Linked DNA regions of Homo sapiens: region 1 is linked to region 2. A link is an interaction called in ENCODE POLR2A ChIA-PET data of the cell type or tissue named here. Cell type or tissue: PC-3. All regions are shown on one strand. Each heading gives the region's core, and the rest is flanking DNA. Links, peaks and the distances in the headings are about the cores only. Region 1 overlaps ENPP3 (ectonucleotide pyrophosphatase/phosphodiesterase 3). Region 2 overlaps ENPP1 (ectonucleotide pyrophosphatase/phosphodiesterase 1).

Evidence for each region. ChIA-PET counts read pairs that join two places held together with the same protein. Peaks named below come from ENCODE experiments on the same cell type or tissue, not always from the same donor. Only the 100,000 strongest peaks of a DNase experiment are listed, where the experiment ranks them.
Region 1: POLR2A ChIA-PET joins it to region 2 with 11 read pairs; 3 of 35 experiments call an interaction of 5 or more read pairs at or near these places.

Annotation. Positions count from the first base shown.
Region 1 is chr6:131,656,344-131,671,664 of GRCh38, forward strand. It overlaps ENPP3 (ectonucleotide pyrophosphatase/phosphodiesterase 3), which reads left to right. Exons shown (of 25, transcript NM_005021.5): 6 at 1,980-2,077; 7 at 14,905-14,984. Among named protein-coding and RNA genes, the nearest start is that of ENPP3, 27 kb to the left of the region's middle. In PC-3, for the core only: no CTCF peak of the experiment used is centred there; a DNase peak (open chromatin) is centred at 4,068; H3K27ac peaks cover 591 bases.
Region 2 is chr6:131,887,018-131,902,338 of GRCh38, forward strand. It overlaps ENPP1 (ectonucleotide pyrophosphatase/phosphodiesterase 1), which reads left to right. Exons shown (of 25, transcript NM_006208.3): 25 at 3,324-8,138. The coding sequence ends at 3,494. CCN2-AS1 (CCN2 antisense RNA 1) reads left to right here and starts at 14,935. Exons shown (of 3, transcript NR_187596.1): 1 at 14,935-15,134. RefSeq lists enhancers at 8,208-8,352, 14,305-14,858, 14,859-15,321 and a cis regulatory region at 8,274-8,287. In PC-3, for the core only: no CTCF peak of the experiment used is centred there; a DNase peak (open chromatin) is centred at 8,244; H3K4me3 peaks cover 551 bases.

The sequences.
Region 1 (15,321 bases), core at 2,949-10,948, 230 kb before region 2:
CCATGAAATAGTCAATACATCATGATTTGTGTATATAAAGTCCTAGCTACCTGTCTTGTTTATGAAAGTACTGTATAAGTTAATATCTACTGTTGGGAAAGAATTGTGGCAATATTTTGGTCTCCTTTGAAAGTTTGTCGTAGGCCGGGCATGGTGGCTCACGCCTGTAATCCCAGCACTTTGGGAGGCTGAGGCAGGCAGATCACGAAGTCAGGAGATTGAGACCATCCTGGCTAACACGGTGAAACCCCGTCTCTACTAAAAATACAAAAAATTAGCCGGGTGTGGTGGCAGGTGCCTGTAGTCCCAGCTACTCGGGAGGTTGACGCAGGAGAATGGTGTGAACCTGGGAGGCGGAGCTTACAGTGAGCAGAGATCAGGCCACTGCACTCCAGCCTGGGCAACAAAGCAAGACTCCGTCTCAAAAAAAAAAAAAAAAGTTTGTTGTAAGACCAGGAAATGTGATCTTTATGAATTTATCTTTAGGAAATAATTAAGGGTGTTTTAGCTACAAGAATGTTCATGTCAGCAGAATGTAAAATGCACTCTCTAGTTAGCTTGGACAGGCAAGCTGGCCATTAAAAAAGGGGTGCATTGGATGTTTGGATTCCACTCTTGATCCCAGAGACAAGTGACCCTGTCTTTAATCTCTTCCAAGTTATTTTAATGGCATATTTATGAATATAAAGTTTTTAATCAGAGTTATGTTAATGACTTTATGAAAAAAAGAAGTATTTTCTCATGCGAATTGCAGTAGGCCACTTTAATTTCTTCATGAATTTTCTGTACACTGCAGTTCAAACGGTCCCAGTTTTCCATTTTTATTTTTAAATTGAGGTATCCTATAGTTCATACTATAGGATGAACTATGGTATGAAATGGTCCTATCTTAAGTGTATAGTATGATGCAATTTGGAAATTCACTAAGCTATGTAACTTACCAATATAGAATATTTCCACCATCCCAGAAAGATAGCTCATGTCCCTTCCCATTGCTTACTTCCCAAAGACAATCACTGTTCTGATTTCTATCATCATACATTCCTGTTTTAGAATTTTATGTAAATGGAGTTAAACCACAGGCTGTCTTAGGTCGGAAACCTAATAACTTTCCAAATTGGAAAGTACTCAAGTGCCTATGGACAGTAGAATAAGTTCTGGTTTATTCATTCACTGGAATATTAGATAGCTATGGGAATGAATGATCCATAATTACTTGCAACAATATGGAGGAATCTCAAACATAATGTCGAGTAAAAGAATTGAGACTCAACAAAATGCACACTGTATGATTTTATTTGCATATAAATGTAAGTACAAAAATAGACAAAGCTAATCTATGCTGTTGGAAATCAAGATACTGATCATCCTTGGTGGGGTGTGGTTTGGAGAATTTAGTGACCACAGGAAGCACAAGCATCCTGATAATATTCTGTTTCTTCATCTGGGTGATGACTACACAGGGAGTTCAGTTAGTGAAAATTTATCAAACTATGCTTCTGTGAAATGTGTGTGTGTATAACAGAAGTAAAATTTTAGGCCAGGCGTGGTGACTCACACCTGTAATCCCAGCACTTTGGAGGCCAAGGCGGGCGGATCACTTGAGGTCAGGAGTGGGAGACCAGCCTGGCCAACGTGGTAAAACCCTGTCTCTACTAAAATTTATCCGGTTGTGGTGGTGTACGACTGTAATCCCAGCTACTCTGAGGCTGAGGCATGAGAATCACTTGAACCCAGGAGGTGGAGGTGGCAGTGAGCTGAGATTGCTCCACTGCAGTCCAGCTTGGGTGACAGAGTAAAACTGTGTCTCAAAAAAAAAAAAAAAGAAATTAAAAAAATAAAAAATGACAGTGTCTGGCTATGGCCCAAAAGTTACCCAATTATTTTACCTTAAACACAGGTCTAAAAAAGGATTGCAATGCTTTTGAGGTAAATGTAGCTATCCAAAACAATGGACAAATTTTGTTTTCCATTTTCAGGTTTGACCTGCCACCAGTTATCTTGTTTTCTATGGATGGATTTAGAGCTGAATATTTATACACATGGGATACTTTAATGCCAAATATCAATAAACTGAGTAAGTCTTCTGTAACTAGTGGCATGCAAATGATAAAGACACCTAGTTAGTCAATCTCTAGAGGATGCAACTTTCTTTCTGACTTTTAACGCTGGTGGTTTGTCTTAGCCTAGATCCTCTCTGACTTTACCACATGGTTTCTACTTTCATTCGGAAGTATATTTTCACGCTTGCTGGCTTCTCCTACCTTTATTTTGGTGGGATGTTCAGCCTTTTGTTTGTTTATTTTGATTTGCTTTATATTTGAATGTAACTTCTGTCCTATGGAAATCTATTCATGTGTACTGCCTTGAAAGTGATGTTTGTCAGACCCAGGTTCTGGGCCTTAGCAAGGAGAATATAGCGAGAACCGGATCCTGAAGGAGCCTGGTGGGCTTAGACAGATCCAGCACCTCCCACCACTTCAGCCGATATCAAGTCCAGGATCTATTTCCAGTTCTGGAATCAAACTGCCTACAACCTGACTCTACTACTTGCTAGCTGTGAGGTCTCAGACAACTTTCCTTCACCTTTTAGTGACCCAGTCTCTTCATCTGTGAAATGGTGACTTCCCACCTGATAGTATTACTGTGAGAATGTACAGGTAGCATTCAAAAAATAGCTGTTTGATATGTGGCATACAATGGGTGGTTTTAAGTTATTGTTATAATTCTTTTATTATCAACTTTATTATAATGTTGTACTTCTGTGTTAGGACACTTGGCCTTCACACAATTTAATAAAGGTAGTAATAAAGAGAAGTTGAGGCTGGATGTGGTAGCTTATGCCTGTAATCCTAGCACTTTGGGAGGTGGAGGCTAGAGCATCCCTTGAGCTCAGGAGTTTGAGACCAGCCTGGGCAACATAGTGAGACCTCATCTCTATTTAATAATAATTTTTTTTTAAAAGAAGTTGAGTACCCAAGGATACAATGCTAAGAAGTGGCATAGTTAGTTAGAATCAGAGAGCTAACTCCAAGGCGCACACTCTTCACTGCCCTGCAATTCCTCTCTTTCTTCTCCCTCCTCCGAGGCTGTTTTATATCCCTAAAGTTCTCAAATTTTATGTCATTTTTACTGGTTTATTGTTTTTCTTTTTCTTCAAGTTATTAAAAATAGCTATTTGACTCTGGGTAAGTTGACTGACTTTTCTGGGCCTCAGTTTCCTCATTTGTAAAATGAAATGACTAGATCTGATGATTTCTACTGTTAATTCCAGCCCCAAATGCCATGGTTGTAGGAAGATAGATCACTACTTCCTGCAACTCAAGGTGCATTGTTTCTTCAGCTTCTCCCTCATTCCCTGAGGCAGATCTTTAGCAAAGAGACTGTTTTCCAAATCCAGGACCTGTCATTTTTCTGCTGAGTTATTTTGTCCTAGAAAGTTAACTAACACTTCTCAGTTTCTATCTTCTTATCTAAATTTGTCTTGATAAACTGGATATCAAATCTGGTGTCAAAAGGGAATTTGACTAGCCAGGGTGAACTGAACCTTTTCTAAAGTGAAATTCCTCGATTTGCTCATTCCATTGAGAATTAGAAATGACATCAATGAAATATTCAGCCACTAAGAGCTTTCTGCTTTTGATGTTTAAAATATTTTAAAACATTTAAAATATTTTTTAGTCATATAGACAACATCTCAATCCCCAAATGTGTGAAGCTATGATCAGCTAGGCCTACCTAGGCAAAATAGGGCTGTTAGTTTCTCAGAGGCCTGATTAAGAATAGATGTGGTAGGTAGGGGTACATATTCTCAGGACCACCTGAGGCTGTTTTGAGGGAAAATTGAAAAAGGAGAGATGTGGTTAAATAGGATTAGGATTATGTTAGTCTTGAGGTGAGGTATGTGACAGCAGGCCTTGCTATTAAGGGAGCCCAGGGCCCCATCTCTAGGGTTTCATCAAACTGCCTGAGTTGGGCCACCATGGTCATGTAAACTGAGCCTAAACAATATCACAGAGCAGTGAGTCATATTAGTGACTGTTAAGTGGACGAGGAAGTGGCTCTCTGAATCACACTCTAATGAGGCAAGAACATTGTCTTGTCTTAGTGCAGGTGGCAGCAGACAAAGAAGGGCCAGGGCCAAGATCAGGAAACTGTCAAGTGGGATAGAGGTGATTTGGCCTATTTAGAAGACAGCCTTCCTGAAAAGTTAGATGGGAATCTGTGGATCAAATAAGACTAGAAGTAGCAGGTAGACAGCAGAGATCCAGCAGGGGACATATGCAGAGTTTTAGAGATTAGAGTTTGCAAGGTTGGCATTCATGAACAGCAGAGCTCTTATACTGGCCATAGCAGATGTCATTTGCTGTCTGCTTTTTAAATTTTGTTAAGAATGCATAACATGAGATCTATCCTCTTAACAGATTTTTCAGTGTACAATGCAGTATTATTATCTATAGGCATAATGTTGTACAGCAGATCCCTAGAATTTACTTATTTTATAAAACTGAAACTTCATATCCATTGATTAACGATTCCACATTTCCCCCTTACCCAGCCCCTGGAATCCACCATCCTATTCTTTGCTTCTATGATTTTAACTATTTTAGATAACCTCATATAAGTGGAATCATACAGTATTAGCGTGTCTGTGACTAGCTTATTTCACTTAGTATGTCTTCAAGTTTCATCCATGTTATCACATGTTGCAAGATTTTCCTCTTTTATTAAGGCCAAATAATATTCCATTGTATGTATATGCCACCTTAAAAATCTATTTATCTTTTAAAGAGAAATAGATTGTTACCACATCTTGGCTCTTATGAGTAGTGCTTCAGTGAACATGGGAGTGCTAATATCTCTTTGAGATCCTGATTTCAACCCTTTTGGATACTCAAAAGTGGAATTGCTGGATCATATACTTTTATTTTTACGTTTTTGAGAAACCTCCATGCCATTTTCCATAGCAGCTATGCCGTTTTGCCTTTCTACCAACAGTGTACAAGAGTTCCAATTTCTGCATATCTTCATCAACACCTGTTTTTGGGGTTTTTTTGATACTAGATATCCTAACAGATGTGACGTGCTATCTCATTTTTAAATTTTTATTTTTAATTATTGTTATTATGTTAGAGATGAGGTCTTGCTATGTTGCCCAGGCTGGCCTCAAACTCCTGGGCTCAAGTGATCCTCCCATCTCAGCCTCCCAAAGTGCTGATTACAGGTGTGAGCCACTGTGCCCAGCCTCATTTTGGTTTGATATGCATTTTTCTGATGATTAGTGACATTGAGCATCTTTCATACACCTATTGGATATTTGTATGTCTTTAGAGATGCACAATATCTTTCTTCTTTGAAGAAATATCTATTTAGGTCATTAGCTCATTTTTTAATGAGACTATTGTATTTTTTGCTATCAAGTTGTAGAAGTTCCTTATATATTTTCGAAATTAACTTCCTATCAGATACATGGTTTGAAAGTGTTTTCCCCCATTTCATATGTTGCCTTTTCATTTTATTGATTGTTTCCTTTTCTGTGCAGAAACTTTTTGGTTTGATATAGTCCTACATGTCCATTTTTGCTTTTATTGCCTGGGCTTTTGGCATCATGTTCATGAAATCATTGCCAAGACCAATGTCATGCAGATTTTCCCGTATGTTTCCTTCTAGAAGATTTATAGTTTCAGGTCTTACTTTGAAATCTTTAATATACTTTGAGTTGATTTTTGTGTATGGTATAAGATCAGAGTTCAAGTTCATTTTTCTGCATATGGATATCCACTTTCTGACATCATTTGTTGGAGCAACTATTATTTCCCCATTGTGTATTCTTCTTGGCACCCTTTTTGAAGATCGGTTGACCATATAGGCTTGGATTTATTGATTTATTTCTGAGATCTCTATTCTTTTTTTTTTTCTGAGATAGGGTCTCACTCTGTCACCCAGGCTAGAGTGTGATGGTGTGATCTCAGCTCACTGCCACCTCTGCCTCCCAGGCTTAAGCAATCCCCTCAGCCTCCTAAGTAGTTGAGACTACAGGCACTGCATGCCACCATGACTGGCTAATTTTTGTATTTTTGTACAGATGGCATTTTGCCATGTTGTCCAGGCTGGTCTTGAACTACTGAGCTCAAGCTTGCCTTGGCCTCTCAAAGTGCTGGGATTACAGGTGTGAGCCACTGTGCCCAGCCTGGGCTCCCTATTCTTTTTCATTGGTCTATACATCTGTTTTTATGCCAGTAACATGCTGTTTTAATTACTGAAGATTTTTAATATATTTTGAAATCAGGAGCTTTGATGTCTTCAGCTTTGTTCTTTTTCAAGATTGTCGTGGTTATCTGGGGTGTTATGAATTTAATTTTTTTTCTATTTCTGTAATAAATGTCATTGGGGTTTTGATAAAGATTACATTGAATCTATAGATTGTTTTGGGTAATAGGAACATTTTAACAATATTAAGTCTTCCAGTCCATGAACATGAGGTGTCTTTCCATTTGTTTATACGTCTTCCTTAACTTCTTTTCCCAATATTTTATAGTTTTCATATACAAGTCTTTCACTTTCTTAGTTAAATTTATTTCTAAGAATTTCATTATTTTCAATGTTTAGAAATGAGATTGAATAGTTAATTATTAGTACATAGAAATGCAACTGATTTTTGTATGTTGATTTTGTATCCTGCAATTTTACTGCATTTATTAGTTCTAAATAAATTTATTTAGAGCTTTCAGTATATTTAGAGCTTCAGTAGATAGTATCATGTCTTCTGAAAATAGGGACAGGTTTACTTCTTTCTTTCCTATGTGGTTGCCTTTTTTTTTTTTCTTGCCTAATTGCTCAGGCTAGAAGAGTGGACAGTCTTGCTTTGTTACTGATCTTAGGTGGAAAAATTTTCACCATTGAATAGGATGTTAGCTGTAGACTTTTCATATAATCTTTATTATGTTGAAGTATTTTTTTTCTATAGCTATGTGCCACATAACAACATTTCAATCAACAACAGACTGCATATATAATGGCGGTCCCATACATTATAATGGAGTTGAGAAATTCCCATCACCAGCTGGGCATGGTTGCTTATATCTGCAATCCTAGCACTTCAGAAGGCCAAGGAAGGAGGATTGCTTGAGCCAAGGAATTCAAGATCAGCCTGAGCAACAAAGTGAAACCCTGTCTCTACCAAAAAAAAAAAAAAAAAAAAGTAGCTAAGCACAATGGGGTGTGCCAGTAGTCCCAGCTACTCAAGAGACTGAGGCAGAAGGATCCCTTGAGCCTAGGAGTTCAAGGTTGCAGTAAGCTATGATCACACCACTGCACTCCATCCTGGGTAACAGAGCGAGTTCTTGTCTCAAAAAAAAAAAAAAATCCTATCACCTAGTGATGTCATAGAAATTATAATGTCATAGTGCAATGCATTATTCATATTTTTGTGGTGATGCTGGTGAAGACAAACCTACTGCACTGCCAGTCATAAAATAGTACACATATTTATGTACATTACATCATACTTGATAATGATAATAAATGACTGTTACTGGTTTATGTATTTACTATACTATACTCTTTTCAAAAGAGATGGGGTCTTGCTATGTTGCCCAGGCTGGCTCAAACTCCTGGGCTCAGGCGATCCTCCCACCTTGGCCTTCCAAAGTGCCTTCCAAAGTGCTTGGCCACTGTGCCAAGCTTATACTATACTTATACTTTGTACATTATTTTAGAGTGTACTACTACTTATTTAAAAATGTTAACTATAAAACAGCCTCAGGCAGGTTTTTCAGGAGGTATTTCAGAAGAAGGTACTGTTATCATAGAAGATGACAGCTCTATGCATATTATTGCCCCTGAAGACCTTTCAGTAGGGCAAGAGGTGGAGGTAGAAGACAGTGATGTTGATGATCTTGACCCCATGTAGGTGTGGGCTAATGTGTGAGTTTGTATCTTAGTTTTTGACAGAAACATTTAAAAAGTAAAAACAAAAAATTAAAAAACAAAAGCTTATAGAATAAAGATATAAAGAAAATATTTTTTACAACTGTGCAATGTGTTTGTGTTTTAAACTCAGTGTTATTACAAGAGAGTCAAAGAGTTAAAAAAATTAAAAGTTATTAAAGTAGAAAAGTTACAGTAAGCTAAGGTTAATTGATTATTGAAAAAAATACATTTTTGTAAGTTTAGTGTATCCTAAGTGTACAGTGTTTATCAAGTCTATAGTAGTTTACAGTAGTGTCCTAGATTTTCACATTCACTCACCACTCACTCACTGACTTACTCAGAGCAACTTCCAGGCTTGCAATCATGATAAGTGGTCTGTATTATATCATATTTTCACTGTACATTTTCTATATTTAGATAGATAGGGATAAATATACAATTACCACTGTGTTACAATTGCTTACAGTATTGAATAGGATAACATGCTGTACAGATTTGTACAATAGACTTTACTATATAGCCTAGGTGCACAGTAGGCTTTACCATCTAGGTTTGCTTAAGTACACCATATTATGTTTGCACAATGATGGAATTGTCTAACAACACATTTCTAGGAATGTATCCCTGTCTTTAAGCAATGCGTGACTGACTGTATTCCTAGTTTGTTGAGAGCTTTTATCATGAAAGGGTGTTGAATTTTATCAAATGCTCTTTCTGCTTCTATTGAAATGATCATGTAATTTTTATCCCTCATTCTGTTAATGCTATATATCACATTAATTGATTTTCATGTGTTGAACCATCCTTGCACCCCAGGGATAAATCCCACATGATCATGGTGTATAATCTTTTCATTGTGTTGTTGAATTTGGTTTGCTAGTATTTTGTTGAATATTTTTGCATCTATTTTCATCAGGAATATTAACCTGAAATTATATTTTATTGTGATATCTGTGTAGCTTTTATATTAGGGTAATGCTAGCCTTATTCATTTGAAAGCATTCTCTTGGTCTTCAGTTTTTTGGAAGAGTTTGAGAAGAATTGGCATTAGTTCTTCAAATTTTTGGTAAAGAAATTGTCAGTGAAGCCATCTGGTCCTGGTCTTTTTCTTGGGAGGATTTTAATTATTGATTCAATCTCCTTACTGTTTATAGATTTATTCGGACTTTCTATTTATTTAAGATTCAGTCTTGGTACATTGTATGTTTCTATGAATTTATCCATTTCTAGTAGGTTATTCAGTTTGTTGGCATATAATTATTCATAGTATTCTCTTAAGAACCTTTTATATCTGCAGTATCAATTGTAATGTCTCCTCTTTCTGATTTTATTTATTTGAGTTTTCTCTCTTTTTCTTGGTCTAGTTAAAAGTATGTCAATTTTGTTTATCTTTTCGAAGAACCAACTCTTAGTTTCATTGATTTATTCTATTGTTTCTCCATTCTCTATTTCATTTCTTCTTGCATCTTTTCTTTTTTCTGCTAAACTTGGATTTAGTTTGTTCCTTTTTCTGTTCCTTAAGGTGCAAAATTAAATTGTTTATTTGAAATTGTTCTTCTTTCTTAATGTAGGCATTTATTACTATAACTTCCATCTTAGAGCTGCTTTTGCTGCATTCCATTTTCATGTTCGTTCATTTTGTTTCAAGATATTTTCTAATTTCTCCTTTGATTTCTTCTTTGACCCATTGGTTGTTCAAAAGTGTGTTACATAATTTCTACATTATTTGTAAATTTTTCAGTTTTCCCTGTAATATAGATTTCTAGTGTTATTCCATTGTAGTTGGAGAAAATACTTGGTATGATCCCAATTTTTTAAATATGTTAAGACTTGTTCTGTGATCTAATATGTGATCTATCCTGGAGAATGTTCCATGCATACTTGAGAAAAACATGTTGTGTTGGGTTTAATGTTCTGTAAGGGTTCTGCTTTAAAAAAAAAACCTGCTGATAGTTTTATAGGGCTTCTCTTGTATATTGTGAGTTGCTTTTATTTTGCTGCTTTGAAAATTCATTGTCTTTGACTTTTGACATTTGATTATAATATGTCTTAGTGTGGATTTCTTTAGGTTCATCTTATTTAGAATCCTTCAAGCTTCCTGGATCTGGTTGCCCATTTTTCCTCCCTAGATTTGGGAGTTTTTAGCCATTATTTCTTTCTATAAACTTTCTGGTTCTTTCTCTTTTTCTTCTCCGGAAAACCCCATCATGCATATATTAATCCACATGTTGGTGTCCCACAGTTCTCTTAATCTTTCATCACTTCTTTCCATTCTTTTTTCTTTTTGCTCCTTTGCCTGAATAATTTTTAAAGGCCTGAGTTTGCCTCTCTTTGTTGAAATTCTCACTTTATTCATGCATTGTTCTCATCACCTCAACGAGCATCTTTATGACAGTTGTTTTGAAATGTCTGTTAGGAAAATTGTATCTCTGCTTCATTCAGGTCAATTCCTGAAGATTTATCTTGTTCCTTTGCTTTGAACATATTTCCCCATTTACTCATTTTCCTTTACTCTCTGTGTTGACATCTGCACGTTGGACAAAACAGTCACCTTTCTCAGTTTTCATGGACCGGCCTCGTATAGGAGAAACCCTCGCCAGTTGGCCTGATCAGCGATTCTGGAGGCCCCTTAAACCTTCATGCTAGTCCAGCCTTGTTTCTTTGTTGTTAGGGGCCCCAAGTGTCTAGAGTATGCTAGGTCCCATTGGTGTTCCAAGATGAGTGAAACTTATCTTGGAAGGAAGCCAGCTCCTTGGGCAGTCACCAGAGAATTTGGATCATTAGATGTCTTGTCCAATTCTTTCTCTCCCCAGAGAAAAGTTGGGGTCTGGATTTTGTTTTGTTTTGGTCGTGGGGCTTTTTTTTTCTTCTTTATTTTGCTTTTTTTCTCTGTGCTGTGCCAGGGAGAGGGACTATGGTGACTAATATGCTACATCAAACCGGTGTGTTTTTTTCTCACTGGCCCCCAGGTGACTAGAGTATGCTAGGTTCCATTAGCGCTCCAATACAGACAAGACAGAAAAAGCCAGTCCTTTGGGCAGTCCCTGGTAAAGTTGGGGCATTGGACACTTAGTGCAACTCTTCCTCCCCTGGGAGAAGCTGGGAGTTGGGGTTATTGCCTGATTTCTCTGTGCTGAGCCAAGAGCAGAAGCTGTGGTGAGTGCCTGTGTGCTCGTTAGAATCTCCTCTTTGTTCTTTGTAGCACACAGGGGACTAATAGATGTTGGGTCTCATCTCTTCTAACTCAAGTGAGTTAGAAGCCAATTTCTCAGATAGCACCTGGAAAAATTGGAGTGTTAGATGTGTGGTCCAATTTTTTCCCCCTTGGGGAGAAACTAAAAGTTGAGAGTTCTCTCCTGATCATATAGCATCGTTCTGGGAATGGGTATTATGTCAAAGAAACAGTTCTGCTTTTCCTACTGGTTTCGATGTAACTGGTGTTATACTTGCCTGGTAAGCAGGAGCCTCTCAAGTAGTTTCTGGGTTTCTCACAAAGGGAATTGATTTATGTGTGGCTATTGAATGATTGTGTCTGCTGTGGGAAGAGTCGTCCAAGATTTCCTATTCTGTTATCTTGGTAACATCACTCCTCTTTGCTCTCTTTTGACCCTTCTTCTTTATGTGCCAAGGGATTGAATGCATACTTGCAACTCTGGGAAGACTGAAGCCCCTGCAGAGCTTATTATTCTTTATTTTTTTTGAGTGCTAGAAATGATACAGGCCAACATTATGGCTAATCTTTCTACAAGGTTATTCTACTAAGTTACATATAAAATGAAAGTACCTATTTTCAGCCTGTGAATACTGGTAAACAGTTTGCTATGTTTTCCATTTGTACAGATATCTTAATAATATTTCATTATGCCAGTCTTATAAGAATTTCATAAGGACTACATTGTAGTTTTTTTTTGAGTCGGAGTCTCGCTCTGCGTTTTTTTTTTTTTTTTTTTTTTTTGAGATGGAGTCTTGCTCTGTCGCCGAGGCTGGAGCACAGTGGCACGATCTCAGCTCACTGTAACCTCCGCTTCTCGGGTTCCAGTGATTCTCCTGTCTCGCCCCCCCCTGAGGATCTGGGATTACAGGCACGCGCCACTGCACTGGGCTAATTTTTGTATTTTTATTAGAGCCAGGGTTTCACCATGTTGGCCAGGCTGGTCTTGAACTCCTGACCTCAGGAGATCCGTCCGCCTCAGCCTCCCAAAATCCTGGGATTACAGACGTGAGCACCGTGCCCGGCCTACATTGCAGTTTTGATCTGTACATTCTCTGGTTGCTTTACCTACTCACCTGTTTAGACCTTTGCTGCTTCTTATAGTTCCTAGTTACTATAAACCTAGTTGCATAGGCTTATCTCATTTATATTTTCAGATTATTTTGTTTAGTACTTTATTTTTTTAATTGTTTTTTTAGAAGTAAAATACACACGTAAACATTTTAAGGCAATATTCGAGGGTATAAGTAAAAATAAATGAACAAAACATCTTTCCTGGTCTTCCTACTTTTCCTTTGCAAAAGCAACTGCTCATTGGTTTATTGCGTGTCTTTCCAGTAGTCTGTTCAAGTATAACTTAAATTATTCATATTTGGAAGAAACCATGGTAGAAGACTGTGCTTTCTGTAGACTTTCTTCAGTAGCTGTGGTTCAAGGGCAGGTAATACAAAACGGTAGCTTGGGTCTATAGTCAGCAGATGTGTCTTGTTTATGACATATAACTAGGACGGTGCCATGCTTTTACAATACCGGTAGCTTAATTTGCATTTTATTTTATCCTCTAGCTTTACCCATTTAAGAATTTGAGTCTGCCACCCGTTTCAAGGATATTAAAGCAGAAACTGACTTTATGTATCTGTTCATTGTATGAATTTTTTCCCACTTAAATTATTTTAATTGTGTAAGTGGACTAGATCTTATTTTATTTTCTTGTTATATGACTTCTTAACAATATTAAATGTCTTTCCTTAATTGAGATCAAGATTTACTTATTGGTGGTATTGATTAAATAAGAAAAATAAAGGTTATTTTAATCTTATGTTTTATAAATTAAGTCCTGGAGCAGTTCTCAAACTTAAATACATTAGGATGACCTGGGCTGCTTGTTAAGAATGTAAATTTTTAGCCAGGCACAGGGGCTTACATCTATAATCCCAGCACTTTGGGAGGGTGAGGCAGGTGGATCACTTGAGGCAAGGAGATCGAGACAAGCCTGGCTAACATAACAAAACTCCATCTCTACTAAAAAATACAAAAATTACCTGGGCGTGGTGGCAGGCACCTGTAGTCCCAGCTACTCGGGAGGCTGAACTCAGGAGGCAGAAGTTGCAGTGAGCCGAGATCACGCCACTGCACTCTAGCCTGGGTGACAGAGCGAGACTCCATCTCAAAAAAAAAAAAAAAAAAAAAAAAGAAAGAAAGAAGGAAAAGTAGATTTTTTTTGAACTCCCTTTCCTTCTCCTACCTTCCAATCCCCATCAGAGAATCCTATGTAGTGGACTTGATATGGGGCCCTAGAAGTTTCTGAAGGAGGAAATTCCTGAATCAGAGGCTGGGAAGGAGACCAACCCCATGTCTATTTGAGAAAACACTCATTGTGTTCAGCAGCAAAGCCTGTGACTTTTTGGATGACAATTAATTTCATGTTTTGTTTTGACTTAAAGAGAATTGATAACGGTGAAGCTTTATTTTAGAAGTAGAGGCAACACAATTTTGCTGTGGAAAATTTCTTGTACTTCACTGCTGCAGAGGAAATAGCAATGTGCCCTAGTGGTTCTGACCTCTTTAAACAGGGTTATTGCACAGATTGAAAACAACAGAACAATGAAGCTAAATTGCTGTCATACTTTGTGAAACACAGATCACAGGAAACTTCCCTGGTCTAATGGAAACTGTACTAAAAGTAAGAAGCAGTAAAGTTAGCTTAATTTGTAAACAGTACTACATGACATGGGCTTATGCAGTTACACAAGTGAAATCCTTTTTCATTTGTCTAGACAGTAGTGTTGACTTTTGTTATATTAGATACTTTACATGTAAGAACTATCAGCTAGATGCCAATGCTATATAAAGCAAACAAACTGGCAGTGTATAATATAGAGTACATTTAGCTCAGGGGTCAACAGGCTGTGGCCCATAGGCCAAAACTGGTTCACTCTACTCGTTTGTGTATGGCCTGCCATATATACTGAGAATTGTTTTACTTATTTTAAAAATTATTTATTTATTTATTTATTTATTTGAAACAGGGTTTCATTCTGTCACCCAGGCTGAAGTGCAGTGGTGCGATGACAGCTCACTGCCGTCTCCATCTCCTGAGCTCAAACAATCCTCCCACCTCAGCCTCCCGAGTAGCTAGGACTACACAGGTGCATGCCACCATGCCCAGCTAATTTTTAATTTTTATACAGAAATGGGGTTTCATTGTGTTGCTCAGGTTGGCCTCAAACTCTTGAGCTCAAGTGATCTGCCGTCTCAGCCTCCCAAAGTGCTGAGATTACAGGTGTGAGCCTCTGGGCCTAGTCTGTTTTACATTTTTAAATGGTTGGAAGAAAGTAAGAATATTTTATGACACGTAAAAATTACCTGAAATGCAAATTTCAATGTCCATAAAGAAAGTTTTATTGGAACATGACCATATTCATTTGTTTATTTATTGTCTATGGATGCTTTGGGGCCTCAATGGCAGAGTGGAGGTGTTTCAACAAAGACCATATAGCTTTGCAAAGCCCAACATGTGTATCACTGGCTCTTCCAGAAAAAAATCTATACACCTTGATTTAGCTCACTCCTCTCCTAAAAGACTGACATTCCCTGGAATGGAGGAAGCTTAGAGACCAGAATTTCAACCTCTTTCCATCTTTAATCCACTTTTTAGTTTGTTTTTTATTTTTCTGAGAGACTTTCATGTTCAGATTTTTAGTTATCCAAAAAACTGAAGAAGAAACAACTTCCTAATTTCTCACCATATTCTGTTGCAGAAACATGTGGAATTCATTCAAAATACATGAGAGCTATGTATCCTACCAAAACCTTCCCAAATCATTACACCATTGTCACGGTAAGTGCTTGACCCAGTGGTAAGACAGGCCAAAGACCAGAACTGACCACATAAACAGACATGTTTGGGCAGGAACTGACCGAGTTCTGTGACTTACCCTTCTGAAGCACATGGGGGGATAGTTCATGGCTGAATTCAGGCTGTGAAGGAATGGCTCAATATGAGGCCAGTCCAGGGCTGTGAGGAATGAACTATGAATAAGTGTCCAGCATTAGGTTAATTCACCTGTGTCGAGCCAAAAACAGACCCTTTGATGTGAGAAATACCATTTTCCTCTGATCTTTCGATTGCCCTTTGTTTATCTGAGGGTCTGCTGGGAACAGTAGGCTATATATAG
Region 2 (15,321 bases), core at 4,598-12,597:
CCTCCCAAAGTGCTGAGATTGCAGGTGTGAGCCACCCTGCCTGGCCCCTTTGTCTGGTAAAGATACTAAAAATCAGATCAGAATCAAACTTTGTATGGCTTAACCACTAAAGTCTAGGTTTATCTGAGGTATGGATTTTCTCTTTTTTTAAAACTGGATGTATAATTTCAAAGTGTCAGCACTGTTATAAATTAAAGTTGTTAGACAACATTTCAAATTTTCTGTGTATCACTTAATTATAAAAAATCTTTTCCTTTCTTATCGTATTGTCATCCCAGTGTGTTTGGGAATAATTGTTTTATATTATCTTATTTGCTCAGAATTTTAAAAATCTACATTGTAGATTGGGACATCAAGACTGCATAACATTTTAGCAATTTTTTTTTTTTTTTTGAGACAGAGTCTCACTTTGGCTCCCAGGCTGGAGTGCAGTGGCATGATCTCGGCTCACCGCAAGCTCCGCCTTCTGGGTTCACACCATTCTCCTGCCTCAGCCTCCCGAGTAGCTGGGACTACAGGCGCCCGCCACCACACCCAGCTAATTTTTTTTTTTTTTTTTGAGACAGAGTCTCACTTTGGCTTCCAGGCTGGAGTGCAGTGGCATGATCTCGGCTCACTGCAAGCTCCGCCTTCTGGGCTCACGCCATTCTCCTGCCTCAGCCTCCCGAGTAGCTGGGACTACAGGCGCCCGCCACCACACCCGGCTAATTTTTTTTTTTTTTTTTTTTTAGTAGAGATGGGGTTTCACCGTGTTAGCCAGGATGGTCTCAATCTCCTGACCTTGTGATCCACCCGCCTTGTCCTTCCAAAATGCTGGGATTACAGGCGTGAGCCACCGTGCCTGGCCTTTTTTTTTTTTTTTTTTTGGAGTCTTGCTCTGTCACCCAGGCTGGAAGGCAGTGGCGTGATCTCGGCTCCCTGCAACCTCCGCTTCCCGGGCTCAAGCGATTCTCCTGCCTCAGCCTCCCGAATAGCTGGGATTACAGGCACCTGCCACCCATGCCCAGCTAATTTTTGTATTTTTAGTGGAGATGGGGTTTCGCCGTGTTGGCCAGGCTGTTCTCTACCTCCTGACCTCAGGTGATCTGCTGGCCTTAGCCTCCCAAAGTGCGGGGGTTACAGTCATGAGCCACTGTGCCCGGCCCATTTTAGCAATTTTTAAGTTTTCTCTTATGGTGAGCCAAAATATATTTCTTTCAGAGTACTTCCTACATTTCCTTTTTTTTTTTTTTTCATTGAAGTGACACCAAGTAAGTCTAAACCTGAATCTGCAAAAAGATGTAGCTTTCATACCAGTCCCAATGAATGGGTGGTAGGTACCTGGAGTTAGGATCTTGAGACCCAGTATGAGCTCAGCAGGAAAGAGTGCTGTATCCACTCATTCATTCACTACTACTTTGATTCACCATTCATTCCTTTGATATTTATAATCAGGTGCTCTAGGTACTGAGGACACAGCAGTGAACAAAATAGTGAGCTCTTCTCTGGGCCCAAGAGTAGAATACAATGATCCGTTTGCCATCCCTGATGGTAGTAGTCTTTCTATATATCGTTAAAATTCATGAAGATATGTCTCTCCTTAATTGTTTCTATGATAAACTTTCAGAATTACTTGTTCCTATAGAACACATTTCTCATTATTTTTCCCTTTATTCTTTAGAATTAAATACAGAATAGCAAGATTTTAGTTGGTTGCCTGATGATTATCTGACTCCACTGAAAGTTGTCAGTTTTGTGGGCATTGTTGGAAACATGCAGCTATTCCCTGCTTCATTATTTCGTTTGAGAGATTATATTGTCATTGAATGTATCAATTAGAGTAGGGTTCTGCAGCAAATAACAGAAACCCCTTTGCAGTGGCTTAAGCAAGTCAGGGATTCCTCATGGAACAGCAAGTCCAGCTGCACACAGTCCTGGGATGGCGCTTTGGGTCAACTGCACCATTAGGGACCCAGAACTTTTCCCTCTTTCTGCTCCACCATTCTTAGCATGTGGCTTTGGCCCACGTGGGCTTCTTCATGCATCTTTGTAGGTAACACATTCTCATAAAAACTAGTATTTGTGTAGTACATTTGCACACATCATTACGTTTGATCCTCAAAATAACCCGATGAGGAGGATACAGATAAAGGAATCAAGACTTATATGTTAAATAACTTTCCTTAGTTTACCTGATACGATTGTCACAGAACCAGCCTCTTTTAAAAAAATTTTCAACTTTTAAGTTCAGGGGTACATGTGCAGGATGTGCAGGTTTGTTGCATAGGTAAATGTGTGCCATGGTGGTTTGCTGCACAGATCATCCCGTCACCCAGGTATTAAGCCCAGCATCCATTAGCTATTCTTTCTGATGCTCTCCCTCCTCCCACCCCCTGCCCTCCAACAGGCCCCAGTGTATTTTCTTCCCCCACACGTGTTTATGTGTTCTCATCCTTCAGCTCCCTCTTATAATTGAGAACATGAGGTTTCGATTTTCTGTTTCTGCATTAGTTTGCTAAGGATAATGGCCTCCAGCTCCATCCATGTCCCTGCACAGGACATGATCTTTTATGGCTGCATAGTATTCCATGGTATACATGTACCACATTTTCTTAATTTAGTCTATCATTGACCATATACACCATAGTATTCCATGGTGTGTATGTACCACATTTTCTTGATCCAGTCTATCATTGTTGGGCACTTAAGTTGATTCCATGTCTCTCCTATTGTGAATAGTGCTGCACTGAACATATGCGTGCGTGTATCTGTATAATAGAATGATTTATATTCCTGTGGGTATGTACCCAGTAATGGGATTGCTGGGTCCAGTGGTATTTCTGCCTCTAGGTCTTTGAGGAATTGCCACACTGTCTTCCACAGTGGTTGCACTAATTTACACTCCCACCAACAGTGTAAAAGCATTCCTTTTTCTCCACAACCTTACTAGCTAGCGTCTGTTGTTTTTTGACTTTTTAATAATAGGCATTCTGAGTGATTCTTTACATTATTCAGATATTCTTTCCCATGCCATGTAATTTCTGTTTTCCCCCTTTTTTTAACCCCACGCCATTGAAGTTTCTTAAACCTATGTAATGCAGGACCATCTGTTCCAGGTATAGTTTCTTTTCCCCAAACTTGAAGCATCTAATTAAACAAACATGCATGGTATGTATTAGAAGGAAAGCTACTCAAGAGGAGAGATGATGCCTAACAAATCATGTGGCACGTTCCACTTCAGAGCTGAAATCTCGTAAATGATTAAACTGGGGAGATGGAGCACTTATAGAAGTGAACTGAGTGTTCTCTTGGTAACTTTTCTTTTATATTTCCTATTCTCCTAGCATGGGAAGCATGACTCCTCATGGGTTGAAGAATTGTTAATGTTACACAGAGCACGGATCACAGATGTTGAGCACATCACTGGACTCAGCTTCTATCAACAAAGAAAAGAGCCAGTTTCAGACATTTTAAAGTTGAAAACACATTTGCCAACCTTTAGCCAAGAAGACTGATATGTTTTTTATCCCCAAACACCATGAATCTTTTTGAGAGAACCTTATATTTTATATAGTCCTCTAGCTACACTATTGCATTGTTCAGAAACTGTCGACCAGAGTTAGAACGGAGCCCTCGGTGATGCGGACATCTCAGGGAAACTTGCGTACTCAGCACAGCAGTGGAGAGTGTTCCTGTTGAATCTTGCACATATTTGAATGTGTAAGCATTGTATACATTGATCAAGTTCGGGGGAATAAAGACAGACCACACCTAAAACTGCCTTTCTGCTTCTCTTAAAGGAGAAGTAGCTGTGAACATTGTCTGGATACCAGATATTTGAATCTTTCTTACTATTGGTAATAAACCTTGATGGCATTGGGCAAACAGTAGACTTATAGTAGGGTTGGGGTAGCCCATGTTATGTGACTATCTTTATGAGAATTTTAAAGTGGTTCTGGATATCTTTTAACTTGGAGTTTCATTTCTTTTCATTGTAATCAAAAAAAAAATTAACAGAAGCCAAAATACTTCTGAGACCTTGTTTCAATCTTTGCTGTATATCCCCTCAAAATCCAAGTTATTAATCTTATGTGTTTTCTTTTTAATTTTTTGATTGGATTTCTTTAGATTTAATGGTTCAAATGAGTTCAACTTTGAGGGACGATCTTTGAATATACTTACCTATTATAAAATCTTACTTTGTATTTGTATTTAAAAAAGAAAAATATTCCTATCCTGCTCACTGGTAATTAACATAGGTTTAAAATGGCTTCAAATGTGGCCCTATAGACGGTTAAAATTGTACCTTATCTTGGCAAAACTTCAGAGCACCAGTCAGTGCATGCAAGGTGCCATTTTTTATTGAGATGCTTAGAATGTTTCTTTCTGTGCACAAGACTTACCCTACCAGCAGCAGAGCCATTCTCTGTTGAGTGGTTCATTTTGAAGTTCCACAGATTGAAGAGAACATGCCACCAATCACCTCACATCTTCTTGGTGGACATGATAAATGACACAATGAACTTGATTTCTTTACTACCTTGACTGTAGCTTTTTATCCCTACCTGTGAACCTTCAAAGACTGCATTAACTTTTAGGCTACATAGGTCCAATTGAGGTATAATATCAGTACACCAAAGATTTTTATATGTCCTTCGTGTGACCATTCTTCAACGGCCTAAGGGCCAGCTGCAAAGACTTTTGGAAAATACAATTTACAACTCAAAATTATTTAATAATTTAGGAAGTTGCTTTTTTTTTTTTTTTTTTTCAGTCCTGCAGTTTCCTGAAGCTCTGTATATGATATTTTTTTCAGCCTGCTTCTCTCTGTTGTTCAGATTAGGTAATTTTATTCTTCTGTCTCGAAGCTCACTGATTCTTTATTCTGTCTAATCTGTTCTGCTGTTGAGCCCATTTATTCCTGATTTTTATATTTTAGTTATTGTATGTTTTATTTCTAAAATTTCCATTCAGTTTTTCTTTATATCTTCTATTTGCTGAGAATTTCTGTCTCTTTGCTGAGACTTTCTACGTTTTCATTTGTTTCAAGTGCATTTATACTTGCTTGTTGAAGAATTTTTATGATGGCTGCTGTAAAATCCTTATCAGATAATTCCAACATCTGTCACCTCATTGTTTGCATCTACTGATGGTCTTTTTTCCATTCGGAAACATTTTCCTGTTTCTTGGTGTGTGGAATGATTTTTTATTGAAACCTGGATATTTTTAGGTATTATGTTATGAGACTATGGGTCTTATTTAAACCTTCTGCTTTAGCCAACTTTCTCAGATACCACCACAGCAGGGGAATTGGGAGCACTGCTTCATTATTACCAGGTGTGGCTAGGAGTCCAGGTTCCCCAGTCAGCCTCCCTTTATACTGAGTAACAGGGTCCCCTCATTACTACTGGGCAAGGTGAGAATTCAGTTTCCCATTAGGTCTTTATTGATTCTTCCCTGGCTGGAATGTGCAGCGGCACCTTTTGGTGCACCCTGGGAATCTCCACTAATGCTATGGGACAGAGTGACCAGGAAGAGCTTCATTACACCAGGTGGGAATGAAATTCCCAGTAGCCTACACAGCCTTCTCCGACACCACTCTGGAGTTGTATTCTTCCAGCACACAAACATACACAATTTAACTCAAAGCATCTTAGCAGAGCTTAATTAAATGGATAGATGCCTGTTCCCTTTGCTGGATACCAAGAATACAAAAGTCAGGGAGTTGGGGCACCTCTTTACAGCTTGGTGAGAGTGTAAGTCTGGACTCCCCACTCAGCATTTGCTGGTATGGGTGGGGCCATGGTGTTTTTCCATGGTGTTTGGTTGGAGTACAGCCTTTTTTACCCTTGCTTGGCTACCCTTTTCTGGTCCTTTGGCAGGAGAGAGCAGGACTCTCTTAGGGCTTTTTTTTCCCCTGCATTTATTGACATTTCCAGGTTGCTGACTTTTTCAGCTCCAAGTTGGAAATATATGAGCTGAAAAGAAAATGTAGGGAACTCATCACAGTGTTGTTACTTGGGCCCCAATGTTCCTAGCCTATTTTCTGTCTACTATTCAGAGTCTTGCTGTGTTTTAATATAATATCCAGGATTTTTATATGCATTTAGCAGAAGGATGTCTACTCTGCCTTTGTAGAAGTGTCTCACTGATTTTTACATATTTTTCCAGCACACAAACATACACAATTTAACTCAAAGCATCTTAGCAGAGCTTAATTAAATGGATAGATGTCTGTTCCCTTTGCTGGACGCCAAGAATACAAAAAAGAACAAGTGACAATTTTCTCTGTCTTAGGGAGAAGAGACAGCAGAAGTGTAAATGATCCCTAAAGAGTGATAGATGTTATCATGAAGCCACAGGAGGGGTGCCAGGCTGCACAAAAGAGACACTGGATGCTTCTTGGTAGTAGAGGCAGTGGCTTCCCAGCCTTGGGGCTAAGGCTTGTAGGGTGAATTGGAACTTTTCAGATGAGCAAGGCAAAGAAGGGACCTTCTAACATTCCTTGGATGGAACATTTTTGACATTTTCCCATTTACAGCTACTTATATTTTCTACAAGTGTCACTGTGACCAACTTATGTACACATACTTTTTCTTGCTTAGTTATAATAATCTGTTCTTAAAGAAAATGTCAGTCTCTACATTCTATGCTGACTGTTAAGGAAAGAGCACCCACATCTGCTCCTACTTAGCTTTTTTTCTGTGGTTCTTACACAGTATTCCTTTTTTTCTTTTCTTGAAAGAGACTCCTCCTTTCTTTTCTTTTCTTGAAAGAGTTTTAAACAGATAAGATGGCAAAAGTGACTGATCTCTACTCCCCCAGTTTGAATGGTAAATTTGAATGGTAAATTCCCATGAACATATATGGAAATGTCTTTATCCTACTTTCTCCAATAAAGGCTGTTCTTAGCTTTTCAAATGCAAAGTGAAACCTTTATTTATCTTGATTTCTTTTTTTTTTTTTTTTTTTTTTTTTTTTTTGAGATGCTCTGTCACCCAGGCTGGAGTGCAGTGGCAAGATCTTGGCTCACTGCAAGCTCCGCCTCCCAGGTTCACGCCATTCTCCTGGCTCAGCCTCCCGAGTAACTGGGACTACAGGCACCTGCCGTCACGCCTGGCTAATTTTTTGTATTTTTAGTAGAGAATGGAGTTTCACCGTGTTAGCCAGGATGGTCTCGATCTCCTGACCTTGTGATCTGCCCGCCTCGGCCTCCCAAAGTGCTGGGATTACAGGCTCGAGCCACTGCCTCCAGCCTATCCTGATTTCTACTGTCATGCCTCACATCAGTCCTTTTTTTTTTTTTTGAGACAGAGTCTCGCTCTGTGGCCCAGGCTAGACTGCAGTGGCATGATCTCGGCTCACTGCAACCTCCACCTCCGGGGTTCTAGCAATTCTCCTGCCTCAGCCTCCTGAGTAGCTGGGATTATAGGCGCATGCCACACCTGGCTTTTTGTATTTTAGTGGAGATGGGGTTTCACTGTGTTGCTCAGGCTGGTCTTGATCTCCTGAGCTCAGACAATCCCCCCGCCTTGGCCTCCCAAAGTGCTAGGATTATAGGCGAGAGCTGCTGTGTGCTTCTTAAGTGAGGTAAGTAACTTCCATAGAAAATTTCCATCAGTTCATTCATGAAAGAACAAAGAACCTGGCAAAACTTAAAAAAACGTTTCCAAGAATCAGATAAAAGAGGACAAACCTTAGGGAGAAGAAGGCAGCTGCTCATTTCCAGCAGGGGAAGTAGCTGCATAGAGTACAAGGACTGGTAGGCCTGTTGGCTGTTCCTGTTTAAGGAGACAAGATGGGCATGGAACAGGGACCACCCCCTCCTCTGGGAGAAGCTGTTACCCCCTTCACTTTTCCTCCTCTGTCATTACCCACAATCACTCTCCTTCTTTGCGCTATGGTAGGTGTTTACCCATCATAGGAATGGGCATTTGAACTTTGAAACTGAATGTGGTGATTACACTTCATGCTGAAGCTTTTCACATGAGTGCTTTCATAAGCATTAAGTAAAATTTTATAATGACTGCAGTCCAAGGACATTTTCCCTGGTTTTTGGCCAGTCTAAATATTGTAAGAGAGAGAGAAGAAAAGTGTACGGAATATAATTGTCTCTAAGCTAAGAAATGTGGATGTTCAAATAAAACATACGTACAGAACTCTGGCTGCTTTCCTTTGTGGCTTTGTGTGTGGAGGATGGGTAGGATCATGGGCGATGGTGCTTCTCTGCAGACATGAAACTGAGTCCGAGGGTTGTTGACAGTTAACCACAGCTGTAATGCTGAAAGGCAAAAGAATCCAAAGTTCATTTCAGGTTCATAGAGTAAACACTTCTGATCTGTGACCTATATCCTTGTTCTTGGTATTTTAATTATATTTAGTCATACTTCCAGGTAAAAACAAATGACAGGCATATATATTCTTTAGTATTTAGAATGGTCTGGAACCAGACTTGGAACTTCTATAGATTCTTTTAATGTGAAATTTTTGTATTTATCCTCTCCATTATAGTGATTGAACAAAAAAATGTTTACTAGAAATCATATTCATACCAGAAAACAGATATGTGAAATACATTTTAATCTACTAGAAATGGAAGAATCCTTGGAAGAGGCATTATACTCATGGGATGTCAAAAGGAAGGAATATAAAAGAAGCCTCTTTCATCCTACTCAATGCTGTTGTTTTAAATTTAACTTTTTACTTGCCTGTAACTTCTCGATTCAAGGGATAGTTTTAGGATTTTAATTAAAATGACATTTTAAATGATATATCAGAAATTCAGAACTCAGAATGGAATATACTTTGGCTTTCACATAGTAGAGATACAAAATAATTGAAGAAATATATAGGAAATAAATTTTTTACAGTGTCTCATACAGTGTCTCATAATTTTGCCCCACAATGTTTAGATATTTTTCACTGTTAAAAAATGTATGCATTTACTTAGATGGCATTATGCTGGCTGTGACATAAAGGAAATAAAACAGGGATCTCTGAACCGAAAGTTTATAACTTAACTAAAAATTCTAAAGGATTTTAAATTAGACTGAAATTTTCTCAGTCCAATGAATGGATCTTGTTCAAATTTTTATAGTTTAAAAAATCACTGGCTGGGCACGGTGGCTCACGCCTGTAATCCCAGCACTTTGGGAGGCCAAGGCGGGTGGATCACGAGGTCAGGAGATCAAGACCATCCTGGCTAATATGGTGAAACCCCATCTCTACTAAACACACACACACACACACACACACACACACACACACACACACACACACAAAATTAGCCAGGCGTGGTGGCAGGTGCCTGTAGTCCCAGCTGCTCGGGAGGCTGAGGCAGGAGAATGGCATGAACCCGGGAGGCGGAGCTTGCACTGAGCCGAGATGGCGCCACTGCACTCCAGCCTGGGTGACAGAGCAAGACTCCATCGCAAAAAAAAAAAAAAAAAAAAAAAAAAAAAAAAATTCTTATGACACCTACAATTTTGGATTCTCTGTTATATTCTATATCTTGACACAATGTTACTGTCTGGAGAGTTAACCACTTGTACTAAGGTCCAAACAGAAACAAGATGGTAAATCTATGGGTCTTTTGTCTGTGTACTTGTTCATAAGCTATCTCTACAGGTTTACTCAACAGCACACTTTAAGATATTGGCACTGGAATAGATTTTCCCAGCTCAGGGTTGACAGTAGATTTCAAAGCTGAGCTTACTCTGTGTCAGGCATTAGGGGTAAGTTGGAGAACAGGGCAGGTGGAATGCCTGCCCCCTTGGTGCTCTCTTGTCAATGTTTTACCTTTATTTCAAGGTCCAGCCCAAAGCCATATCCTTAGGATCCATTGTTTATGTGGTCAGACTTTCCCAACATTGGTGGTAACAGACAGTACATGCCCTCAGTCTAGTTCTTGTTATGTATTATGGTTGCAATACAACTACAGATGTGTAATGCAGTTGATTATTCCATAACCCATACACAGTGTTGGTAGATGGCACCGTGGCCTATTAAGAAATTTTACCCAGGACCCAGACTCCAAATCCAAATACACAACTTGCTAAAAGCAGTCTTTGCAAGCTTAACACGAAATAAAATAATTTCAAAGTGGTGTGGTTATAGGTATAAGAGGATTGTTAGCTTCCACTTGGGGTTTCCAGGGACCTGGCGGGATCTTATCCTACAGAGAACACCAACCTCTTAAGGAAACTGGGAAGCCCAGAGAAGCTGCGCCACCTAAACATTTCCCAGCCTGTGATCCTGTAAGAAAAGAAAAATAGCTCAGGGCAGCCTGAGCTGTGTGAGGCATGTAGAATTTATTAGGCCCAGAGAGATGTGAGTGTGAGACTTTATTCTTACCACCCACCTCCCGCCATGCCTAGGGGCAGTTGTTTAAAGTCATTTCATTCCTTATTAGCTGCCTCACTCATTATCCTCACATGCCTGGAGTTTGTGATGCAAAGAACAATGTATAGCAAGTTATGTTGTAACAATGTATAGCAAGCTTATGTTACGTTGATGTAACTTCTTGGTAAACAATTTAGGAACTGCCTCTTTTTTCCTTTAAAAACTCACTTGTAACTGCTGCTAATTGGAGCACACATTCAGGGCAAACTTGAATCCATCCCTCTGGGTTACAATTCTCAAAACTGGCCCAAATAAACTCTGCTTATATTAAGTTTCCTTCAGTTTTTTCTTTTAGGTTAACATCAGTTACATTTGCTTAGACTGTATACTTTGAGCATATTCCTGAAAACTGTAACCCTGATGAGATTTATGTGTCCCAAGTGTGCTGTTTCACAAGTGTAATCACCTGATGGGTTCTTCCTGCCCACTGACTAGACAAAACCAATTCACTGAGATTGTGACATTGTAGTAAAGAAAGCATTTAGTTAATGTTAATCTAGCTACATGGCTCAGAGGTTAGGGTTTTTCAAGGATAGCTTAGTAGGCATGGGACTGGGGAATGGGTACTGCTGATTGGTTGGGGAGGCAATTATAGGGGTGTGAAAACAGTCCTCATGCATTGAGTCCACCTCTGAGTGGGAGACCACAGGATTGGTTAAGTCATGAGTCATGGGTCCAGGTGAAGTCAATTGCCAGAATGCAAAAATCAGAAAAATGTATCAAAATATCAATCTTAGGTTCTACAATAGTGACATTATCTATAGAGACAATTGAGGAAGTCACAAATTTGCTTCACTGGATTGAGTGAAGACAGCCAGCCTGTGAGGCTAGAAGCAAGACAGAGTCAGCCACGTTAGATTTCTCTCACTGTCATAATCTTTGCAAAGGCAGTTTCACAGGGTGAGAGCTCAATACTGTGGGATTGTTTTTTTCAGTGACTGTAACTCTCATTCGGCATTTTAGCATCTGTATTAGTCCATTCTCACACTGCTATAAAGATATACCTGAGACTGGGTAATTTATAAAGAAAAGAGGTTGTTTAATTGGCCCACAGTTCTGCAGGCTGCACAGGCTTCTGCTTCTTGAGAGACCTCAGAAAACTTACAATCATGGCAGAAGGTGAAGGGGAAGGAAGCACGTATTCACATGGCCAGCAGGAGAGAGCAAGAGCATAAGGGGATGGGCTACATACTTTCAAACCAGATCTCATAAGAACTCACTTATTATCATGAGAACAAGGGGAAGTCTACCCCCATGATCCAGTCACCTCCCCTCCGGCCCCTCCTCTAACAGTGAGAATTGCAATTTGACATGAGAGTTGGGTAGGGACACAGACCCACACCAAGTTGGCATATATTTCTTACAAAGATAGTTTCCTTTTCATATGTTTATCGTCATTGTGTTTGTCTGTTTGCATTGCCATACAGGAATACCCACAACTTGGTAATCTAAAAAGAAAAGAGGTTTATTTGCTTCACAGTTCTGCAGGCTATGTAAGCATGGCACCAGCATCTGCTTGGCTTCTTGTGAGGCCCCAGAAAGCTTCCAATCATGGCAGAAGGCAAAGGGTGAGCCAGCATGTCACATGGAAAGAGAAGGAGCAAGAGAGAGAGGGAGGAGGTGTCAGGCTCTTTTAAACACTAGGTCTTGTGTGAACTCTTAAGGTGAGAATTCATTAGCACAAGGACAGAGCCATTCATGAGGGATCCACCCCCATGACCAAAACACCTCCCACCAGGCCCAACTCTGGCATCGAATATCACATTTCAACATGAGATTTGGAGGGGAAAAAACCATCCAAACCATATCAGTCATGTCTCCAAAACCATCTGTTATTTCTAGCATAATGTCTGGCACATCGGAGTTGCTCAGTAAAAAATGTCCAGATGAATGAAAACCAAAGGTACAGTCATACCAAACATCCACTTAAGACAGCTAAGGAATAACAAGTTACAGAAATACAGCCAGAGGACAATTTCACAGTAATTATTCTTTGCCTCCGTAGTTTTCAAGTGCTAGAAGATACTTTCAATGGGAAATTTTTTGAAAGAGTTTATTTATAGATCTCTTCCCAGTGCACAAAGCAGAATTTTTAAAAATAATAATAAAAGAATAAGAATACTTTTCAAGAGCCATTCACAATTGTTTCAGTTAATCTGTCCTGTGGAAAGTCTGCTGCCTGGTGAACTGAAGGGAAAGCGTGAACTTTTCAGTTTTGACATCTCAAATGAAAACCTCTCTACAAAGCACATAGTGTTTCTCCAGTGACAAGCTATCATAAACATTCACTGGCAAAGGTGGAGACACAGGGTAGTGCCTCTTGGTTCTCACATCCCTCAACTCCAGGTAACACCTTCTGCTATGAGGAAAAGCACATCAGTGCTACTGGTGTTACTACCCCAGTAGCAAACACACTGGGGCATCTGGAACAAATAGATTTTGGGCAACTTTCACACACTTTACCAAAGAGGAGAGACATTTTCTCACCCTCCCTCCTATCTTTGAAATTCAGGGCAATGGAGTTTAGCATTGGCTAAGTTAGTAGTGAAGTGAATTAGAGGTAAACAAAATTATCCCATCCATCAGGTGTCTGATGGATAGTTGACAGTGAAACTGAAATATGGAACATAAATTTTCATAGACCCAATGAATCAGCAATATTGTGATAACCAAGACATCTCTGAAATAGATCAAATACAAATATAAAAATAATCATAGCTATCATTTACTGGGTTTTGTTCCAGACATTGTGCTAAATGATTTACATTATCCAAGCAAGAATTTGAACCCAGGACTTGGCAAAGTTCATATATTTAAACAATACTGTATATTGTCTCCTCTGAAAGCACATTGAAAATGTTCCTGTTCTTTCATTAAGTTCTATTCCATCAGTAGTTGCATTCTAAACCAGTTATTCTGGCTTGAATTCTGCTGCACTGCACAAGACATTTGTTTTGTATCATCTTCCTTTCCACTTTCAAGCATTTGAGTTCACACCTGTTGACATTCTTTCTAGTCCCTCATAGAGGAAGTGTAACTCTTTTTCTTTCAGACCTGATGCCTCACTTCCTACAAGGCTTTGTTTCTCAAATCACACACACACACAGCCCCCCCCCACAAACACACCTGTAATTCCCACCTCTGTACTGCTTCCATCTCTCTTCTTGAATATGCTCTTGTCCTTCCATTTTTCTATTGTCTTTACCCCATTCCTTTTGTTGCCTCTGGCTCTCTTAGGCTTCTCTTTACTGTGGGACAGGACTAATAGTACTTGGTTTATATTTTCTGTCTTTATTTCCTTACTAAGCTGTCCCTTTTTTATATGTCAGTTTCTTACTGCCTCCTAACACCTCCCCACCTCCCATAACCTCCCTTTTAAAAACAATAGAGATTTTCTAATGGCAGATTTTATTTTTATTTTGAAAATTAAAAAAAAATACTGTGAAGTATAAGGAAGAAATTAACAAGCATCCATGCAACCCATGACAGTTAACGTTCTGCCTTCTTTGTTAGCTTCTTGATTATTGCATTAATCTCTTTTAAAAATATTTTTCATCACTGTGATTATCTCAAACATTCCTATATGTCCCCTTGCTTTCATTTTTTATCAATGCTTATTATATTACCTGCTATTTCTAGTTTATTATTTCTATATTTTTATTTTTTGGGACCTGCTATTCCCTGTTTTAAAATCTCTTTCTATTGTTTTATTGTTTCTTCTTTGAGCTTCTTTTTATTTATTGGATTTGTATTCCTTCCTATCAACCTGTTATATAACATGAAACATTTTTTCAGTGTTTATTCTCAATTTTATCACCTGTATTTTCTTCTAAGTGGAGCAGGTGGAATGAGCCTTTCCTTTCTACCTTCCTCTCTCCCTCTATTTCTTTCTTCCCTCCTTCCTTCTTTTATTCCATCCTTCCTTGTTTCCTCTCTTCCTTTCTTTGTTTTATTGTTTTAAACCTATAGCATATTTACTGAGTTTAATGCCATTTCTTTTTATGTTATTCAAGATCGACATTCTATTTTACTCTGAGATGGATAGGTGACCATCTTCCAAATTGTGTCTGAGTTATTTGTTTCTTCCTTTACAGTGTCAGGGAGGAACATTTTGTAGCTTATCAACTTTTCTGAAGCCAAAAGGAAGGTTAGTGTCAGGCCTCTGAGCCCAAGCCAAGCCATTGCATCCGCTGTGACTTGCACGTATACACCCAGATGGCCTGAAGTAACTGAAGAATCACAAAAGAAGTGAATATGCCCTGCCCCACCTTAAGTGATGACATTCCACCACAAAAGAAGTGTAAATGGCCGGTCCTTGCCTGAAGTGATGACATTACCTTGTGAAAGTCCTTTTCCTGGCTCATCCTGGCTCAAAAAGCTCCCCCACTGAGCAACTTGTGACCCCCCACTCCTGCCCGCCAGAGAACAAACCCCCTTTGACTGTAATTTTCCTTTACTTACCCAAATCCTATAAAACGGCCCCACCCTTATCTCCCTTCGCTGACTCTCTTTTCGGACTCAGCCCACCTGCACCCAGGTGAAATAAACAGCTTTACTGCTCTCACACAAAGCCTGTTTGGTGGTCTCTTCACACGGACGCGCATGAAATTTGGTGCCATGACTCGGATCGGGGGACCTCCCTTGGGAGATCAATCCCCTGTCTTCCTGTTCTTTGCTCCGTGAGAAAGATCCACCTACAACCTCAGGTCCTCAGACCGACCAGCCCAAGGAACATCTCACCAATTTTAAATCAGGTAAGTGGCCTCTTCTTACTCTCTTCTCCAACCTCTCTCACTGTCCCTCAACCACTTTCTCCTTTCTACTCTTCAATCTCTCCCTTCTCTTAATTTCAATTCCTTTCATTTTCTGGGAGAGACAAAGGAGACACGTTTTATCCGTGGACCCAAAACTCAGGCGCCGGTCACGGACTGGGAAGGCAGC